Regions from separate parts of the Homo sapiens genome. Here region 1 is linked to region 2. Evidence: chromatin loops called from intact Hi-C (ENCODE). Cell type or tissue: natural killer cell. All regions are shown on one strand.

The links. Peaks named below come from ENCODE experiments on the same cell type or tissue, not always from the same donor. Only the 100,000 strongest peaks of a DNase experiment are listed, where the experiment ranks them.
Region 1: a loop joins it to region 2, with 2.3 times the contacts of the local background. A loop is called at or near these places in 47 of 110 quality-filtered maps.

Annotation. Positions count from the first base shown.
Region 1 is chr6:109,525,428-109,529,427 of GRCh38, reverse strand. AK9 (adenylate kinase 9) reads left to right here. Exons shown (of 41, transcript NM_001145128.3): 29 at 355-417. Among named protein-coding and RNA genes, the nearest start is that of ZBTB24-DT, 44 kb to the right of the region's middle. In natural killer cell, CTCF peaks have their summits at 2,009 and 2,209 (motif pointing left); a DNase peak (open chromatin) is centred at 2,247.
Region 2 is chr6:109,703,534-109,707,533 of GRCh38, reverse strand. All of the region lies in intron 1 of FIG4 (FIG4 phosphoinositide 5-phosphatase), which reads right to left. Among named protein-coding and RNA genes, the nearest start is that of FIG4, 14 kb to the right of the region's middle. In natural killer cell, CTCF peaks have their summits at 1,973 and 2,173 (motif pointing left); a DNase peak (open chromatin) is centred at 2,153; H3K27ac peaks cover 1,582 bases.

The DNA.
Region 1 (4,000 bases), 180 kb after region 2:
GTTAAAAGCTTACCATTTTCAGTGAATTGCCTCCACGTATTTCCCTATTTCCTGCCACCAAAACCAAACAAACAAATGAGCGATAAATTTTGAAAAGGAGTTCTAAACTTTGTGGAAAGAGTAACTGACCCCAAGTGCTGTTTATCCCTCTGGAAGAAAATAGCTGATCAAGAGGTTCAGAGGTACAAGGATGCAAGCCAAGCAACATGATTACCGCCATCACATCCTTTCCTGCAAAGTTCACTGTGCTTCTGCCCAAACGTTATTCCTACTTTATATAAAAATATATGAATACAGAGAAAGCCACTTTTATCATTCTCCATTACAATTTTTTAATGTCTCTTTCTTTAACAGGTTGATACGATTGCTAAAAGAAGGGCTGAACTTATATTAGAGAGAGATAAAAAAAGGAGGGAGGTAAGTAGTTTTGTTTTTTTTTTCAAAACAGGGTCTCACTCTGTTGCCCAGGGCAGGGTACAGTGGCACAATCATAGCTCACTGCAACCTCGAACTCCTGGGCTCAAGGGATCCTCCCACCTCAGCCTCTCAAAGTGCTAGGATTACAGGCATGAGCCATCACACCCAGCCTTTGCCTTCTGGCTTAAGACACTCTTGTAACAGCTTTTCAAGGCTGACCCTCTTGTAACCTGATTTCCATCTGTATAAAAATGTCCAGCCAAACAAGGAGAAGAGAAAAAGAGGAATATCAGAAAATACAACTTGCTACAAGTGCAACCACATGTCACCCTGGTGTGAATATGCTGGACTTCCGTACAGAGGACTGCTGATATTGTACAGTGCAACTGCAACTGCAACTGCAGGCACAAAGCATTGCAGAAGCGGGGCCAAAGTAATTGTTGCTTTGTCAAAACAAAATATTCACAACCAAAAGTAGATAAGAAAAAACCATTGGACTGAGAAAATTATGGCACCATGTAAGAATAAGAACCCTCCTCTTAATTATTTGCCTCGATTTTCATTCATTTATTCATTCAGTCCATCAGCAAACATTAATTGAGCTTTGTGTCTGACACTGTTTCAAATACTGGCAAATCAGCCATGAGCAAAACTTACAGAAATCGTAGCCTCATTATAATGCTCATTTCTCTCATCAAACATGTTCTGAAAGTTTGCTCTGTTTAAGGTGTCATGCTAATGTTTAGGATCAAAAAGATGTCCTAACCTGGAATTAAGTACAGTTAACTACTTTAAGCCCTTGGGAGTCCCTAGTGGTCCCCTTCTGAATCACTTCAAATGTTTCAGCAGTGAAGGAGTCCAGGCTTTGCAGTTAAACACACCTACGCAGTATCCCTTCTCCAGTTCTCACTGACTTTGTTCACTGCTCTCCAGTGCCTGGTGGAGTGCTGACACATGTGACATTCAACTTCAGTTGTTTCGCTGAGGTTGTATAACATTGAGTAAGTCACTTAGCCTCTGTAAACCTAGGGCTTTTTATTGTAAAATGGGAAAAATTAATACATTTAGTTTCCCTAATTAATAATAATTTAATTTCCCTTTGCTACTCTTCAGTTAAATCTTCTTTTCTTAAGAATTAATTTTCAGGATAAACTTTAAATGTTCTTTATAATTTTTTCATTTGTTAACATTAGAATGGTGTGATTTCTTCTGATTTTTCATTCGGAAATTCAATATTCTATGTAGAGGTTAAATAGGATTTTGTAAGTCAGCTCTCCTGAGACTTCATGTTTGTAAAACTGTCTGTGTATCCCACAAAACTGATACAAACAAACTCGCAGCACAACTCCTGAGATGTTTGATGAATAAAAAATTAAAACTGTATGTGGGGTTTTTTTTTTCCAACTCCTTTGATGGAAATTTTATATGTCCTGCTACTGACTCAGACAATAAAGTAGACAAAATATAGCATCTCAGGGATGAGTTAGTGTGCTTGTTACTATTGGTCAGTGTGCCACCCTAAGTGGCATCCATCCCGACTCCACATCTATACTGGAGCTCACTTCCATGAACAGATCCAGGGGGGTTTCTCACATTTGCCTTCTTATGCAGAATATGCAGTTCTGTGACTTGCCTTTTTCAGACTAACTGGGGAATCCCTGGCGGAGAAAGCCCTTCCCAGGTTTGTCTTCTTGCCCTAAACAAAATCATTGTCTTTACTGTCTTTTTAGCACTGAATGGGACATTTCCAACATTAGAAATCACTTCAATATCCCAGTCATTACTTGCATTAATTTCATAGGGAAATGTCGCCATCTTGTGGACCTGTAGTCTCAGAATGTGACTGTAAGGCAGCCCCTGGCCTTGCTTGTAATCCTCCCTCTCTTCCTGTCCCCTGGCTCCGTCTCTGGGTCTCCATTAGGTGTTGGGTAGCCACTGGGAGGTGAAAGCAAGGGAGGGCCAGGACAGGAAGCCCGGGGAGCAAGTGAGCACAGTGTCAGACTACGCCTCGGAGAAGAGTAATAGAGACACATTGTTCATAGGTACTGAGGGAAGGCCCAAGTCAGGGTCCACATGAGGTTGAAACAAGGGTCTGGACCAAGTACCAAGCCAAAACCATCTCCAGGATCCTCTAGGGAGAAGACAGAGTGTTTAGACCCAAAGGTTGATACACAGAGGGCTCTTCAGGTTGAAACAGCAAGCAAAAGTGTGCATGGGTATACGGGTTGGAGACAGATTCAAAGCACTGAAAACCAAGTAGTTCACAATAGCTGCTCCACAGGCAGTGTCAGTCACACCACAGCATAATAAAGAAATTTGGGATCTAGATAATGAGCACCTGTGTCAGGAAGCCCTGAGAACTCTGACAGGTCTTTTACTTCTTCTTCCATTTCTTCATGCTTTCCTCTTCCGTCACTTCTCTAATCATAAAAAAATCCATCGCTCTCCTGGCACAAGCTTCTGTCCAGATGTAGCTTCCCCTGTCTTCCCCTACCAGTAGACAGTTGTAACACAGCTTACCCCAAATCTAGTCCTGTCTCTCTGAGACTATGAATTTATTTGCTTTCTGCTTGTCCCCTCTGTTTTCTGTTTCTCTGTTCCCCTTTTCCGGCCTTCCTTGGATTATTTGAATATATTTTAGAAATTCATTTTAATTATCTATTGCCTTTTTTTCTTTTGAAAAGTGTGTAAAATTTTTATTTTATTTTTTCTTTTTCAATTTGTATTTTAGGTTCAGAGGGTACATGTGCAGGTTTGTTACGTGGGTAAATTGCATGTTGCCGGGGTTTGGTGTACAAATAATTTTGTCACCCAGGTAGTGAGCATAGTACTCAATAGGTAGTGTTTTGACCCTCACTCTCCTCCTACCCTCTACCCTCAAGTAGGCCCCAGTGTCTTTTGTTCTCCTCTTTGTGTCCATGTGCACTCAAAGTTTAGCTCCCACTTATGAGAACATGCAGTAGTTGGTTTTCTGTTCCTGTGTTAACTTGCTTGGGATAATGGACTCCAGCTCCATCCATGTTGCTGCAAAAGATATGAATTCATTCTTTTTTATGGCTGCATGGTATTCCATGGTATATATGTACCACATTTTCTTTATCCAGTCCACCATTAATGGGCATCTAGGTTGATTGCATGTCTTTGCTATTGTGAGTAGTGCACTGCATGTGTGCATGTGACTTTTTAGTAGAACGATTTCTATTCCTTTGGGTGTATACCCATTAATGGGATTGCTGAGTTAAATGGTAGTTCTAAGTGCTTTGATAAATCTCCAAACTGCTTTTCACAGTGGCTGAACTAATTTACATTCCCACCAACATTTCCTTTTCTTCATAACCTCACTAACATCTGTTATTTTCTGACTTTTCAATAATAGTCATTCTGACTGGCATGAGATAAGACACCACTGTGTTTTCGATTTGCATTTCTCTAATGAGTAGTGACATTGAGCATTTTTTCATATGCTCGTTGGCTGTGTCTATGTTTTCTTTTAAGTGTCTGTTTATGTCTTGTGCCCATTTTTTAATGGGGTTGTTGTTTTGGGCTTGTTGATTTGTTTAAGTTCCTTATAGATTCTGGATAT
Region 2 (4,000 bases):
ACACTTGGATATACTGTTTTAACTTTAAATCTGTAGAAATACATGGAATTTTTACTATTAAGTATATATATGTGTATATATGTGTATATATATGTATATATATGTATATATGTATAGGTATATATGTATATGTATGTATACATATGTGTATATATGTATATATATATACACGTATATATGTATGTATATATGTATATATATACCTATACATATATATATACACATACACACACACACACACATATATATATATACACACACACACACATCAGTTTATAAAGGCCTGATTTACTGATAAGTTATGAAGAGCAAAACAATCTGTTAAAAATGATGGGTTAGCCTGACCTCAAGAAGAAAGCTAGTCAAGAAATTCAATCCCACATCTCCTAGGAGAGGTACAGTCTAGATGACACTATGAGTTATAATGAGGTAGAAATAAAGCAATTATAATAAAAATTAGTAAACTAAGTTGGGACATCCAGTGACAGGATTCGATGTACTGGGGGTGCAGTTAGACAGACAGGCAAACAGGAAGAGAAAGGAAGTCAAAGAATCTCAGCCAGGCTTCAGCTAATTCCTGTCCCTGACACCCTACCCACCACTGAGAGGAGAGGGGGTAACCAATCTAACAGCGTTCACCTAAGAAGAATGGTTTGTAAACTATACGTGCTTGTTAGCAGAAAAGGGAGCCCTTCTTGAGGACTTAAAAAATGGCTTCTAGGAGAGGAAATAGCAATTGCAAAGAACTGAAAAGGGAAGAAGATGGTATGTTTGTTACAGGCACAAGAATAAGCGAGAAAATGTTCGTTCACAAAGCACCTAACACAGTGACCACAGCAGTCAGCACAAAAAAGACACTCAATAAGTGTTAGTTCCTTTTCTGTCCTTCACTTTGTAAGATGTCAGTGAGACTATGCCATTGTATTTGAGGAAAAAGACAAACGCCAGAGGAAAACAGAGAGTAGCCCAAAGGGAGGAAAGCATGTTCAGGACCAGAATGGACTCACAATGGGAAAATGCGCCAATCTGTTAGTAGTCAGTCTATGTCCTCGGGAGAGAAGAGCATGCAAATTGACAATCATGAATAGCATGCTATAACAGAGGCATGAACTAGATGCCATGAGAACACAGGAAGGGCATTTGACTTATCTGGGGATGGTCAGAGCAGGCTGGTGTTGTCCTGATTCTGAATTTGGCCTTGAGGAACCTCTAAGCAGGACTTTGGGCACTGAGCCAAGACAAGGCCAGTGAACCACCCATGTCCACCTGCACCAATCCCTACTCATCACCTGTTCTCCCCAAAGCACTTTTGTTTCTACCTAAATGTAGTACTTACTTCTGAAAGTCTTGTCTAAATTTGTTTGGGGCTTGTCTGCCCCCTACTATAAGCACCTCGGGAGACTGGGGCTAACTCCTTAACCTCTGTGGATTTTAATTTCCTAGTCTAGTAGCACAATATGGTGCCTCAGGCATTAGCTAAGTGTTAGGTGAAAGAACAACTATGTACCACAGAGTAATCATTTCATGTGCTGGGTAATTTTCTAAGACATTTACACTAACCCAGCTTTTCTGGGTAAGCACATAGAAAAATGGCTCTTTTAAGTCAACCACTCAGTAAGGAGGAACATCCTAGGTTTAAAAGAGGTAAAATCCCTAAATGAAATTCCCTAGAATTTTATTTTTTAATTTTAACTTCTATTTTAGGTTTGGGGGTATATGTGAAGGTTTGCTACATAGGTAAACTCATGTCACAGGGGTTTGTTGTACAGAATTTTAATAAATCCTACGAAACCTAAAGATTAATTGCAATGGGATGATACTTTGGCAGTTTGTGATTTTAAAAACAGATATAAATCCTGACATGCTCATGGGCAAATGCATTATTGGACTTCGAAACACATACTTAGGAAGGCAGATCTGTACTTCCAATATCTAGATCCTTCCAAAGAATCCATGAATCAGAGGAGCCAAAGGCTAAAACCCACAGAATCTGGAAATAGATCAGAGTGGAGGGAAAGAAATGGGAAGCACTATACCTACCCGCATTCTCTCTCTTCTCAAACAGTCTAAGAATCCTAAAAACGTTTTGTGCAGAGAATAGCGACCTCATGTGGAGCCAGTTATGAGGGAAAGAAAACCCCTGCTTTTCAGCTGGCCTACTGTAGACCGCGGAATCACTGCCTGCACTGCCCTCTGGTGGGCAGCTGACCATCCACTTTCACACCAATTTTTTAAGAGGTAACTTCCAGAAAGGCCTTGTTTCTACTCGTTCTTATTTCCTTCCTATTGAATATATCAACACTGTATATCCTCAGCCTTTGTTACATTTAATAGTATGCTTCAAAATGGACCTCAGCATTTTGGGGATTAAAAATTTCCCTAAAGTTTCCCTCCACTAAATTTTTCTCCACTGTTGATTTTTTTCCCAATTTTTAATTTAAAAAAATCTTCAAAGACAACAGAACAGTACAACGAACACCCATATACCCTTCATCTAGACTCACCAACTGTTAACATTTTGTTGCATTTGTTTTCTCCCTCCCCCACTCCTGATAGATGCTTTCTTCCTCTGAACCTCTGGAAATGAGTTGCAGGTATCGTAACACATAATCATAATATCATCAATACAATATATATGTACAATTTATATTCCAATTTTCCCCCCATCTCCCTATAATACCCTCTATAGCTGGATTTGATAAAGCCAGAATCTAATCAAGGATCATGTACTACCTATCTTTATGTAAAGTTATGTTACATCTTTTTAAATCTTTTAATCTAGAATAGTTCATCAGGCTTTGTTTTTCATGACTTCCCCATTTTTAAAGAGCCTACTTTTTTTTTTTTTTTTTTTTTTTGAGATGGAGTCTCACTCTGTCACCCAGGCTGGAGTGCAGTGGTGTAATCTTGGCTCACCAGAACCTCTGCGTCCTGGCTTCCCAGGTTCAAGCAATTCTCCTCCCTCAGCCTCCCAAGTAGCTGGGATTACAGACGTGCACCATGACACGTGGCTAATTTTTTTTGTTGTTGTTGTATTTTTAGTAGAGACAGGGTTTCGCCATGTTGGCCTGGCTGGTCTTGAACTCCTGACCTCAAATGATCCACCTGCCTTGGCCTCCCAAAGTGCTGGGATTACAGGCATGAGCCACCATGCCTGGCCCCAAGCCCACATTTTTTTACATACATTTTCTTGGTGTTTCTATTGATGTCACTCATTGGACCACTGACTAGTAAATGCCTCATATGTGTCAGGCACTAGGCTCGATGCCTGAGGAAAAAGATAAACTGAAGATATATTTTGGATATATAACTTACTGGTAGATGGGATCAGGAAGGAGAGTAATAGATCCAATTACCTTTAAGCAGATAGCTAGATGATGGTGCCACTTACTGATGTCGAGATGACTGGAGAAGAAACAGGTTTGAAGGGAAACCAAGAGTTCTGTTCACAACATGCCCAGAGAGGCCAAGTGAGAACTCAGTGGGTAAAAGAGCTCAGTGGGTGCCATCAGCATGTATGCAGCATTTAAAGCCATGGGACTGGGTTAAACCTACTAGAGAGAGTAGGGAGAGTGACGAGAGCCCAAAAAAGCTAGCCTGAGGAACTCCATTATTTAGAGGCTGGATACGGAGAAGGAACCAGCTGAGAAGATTGGGAGGAATGGCTGGTGAATGAGAAAACCCCAGCACGAGGTGGACTCGTCAAAGCAAAGAAAGATCATCTGGGAAAGGAGAAAGCAGTCACATCAGATGCTGCTGAGAAGTCAAGTCGATAAGGACAGAGCATCTGATGACAGGCGCTTGTGAGTGGCCCTTCTGTGGGCAGTCTCAGGGACAGAGAGGGGGCAAGATCCACAACAGAGATGTCTGAGGTGCAAAACAGGTAGAATCCTGGATAAAGATGGAGGAGTGGACACCTCTGGTCCTCCCAAACATCTTACTAAAACCATAGTAAAGTTTTTTATGTTTGTTTTTAGGCTCAAGCCCCAAGAGCAAAAGG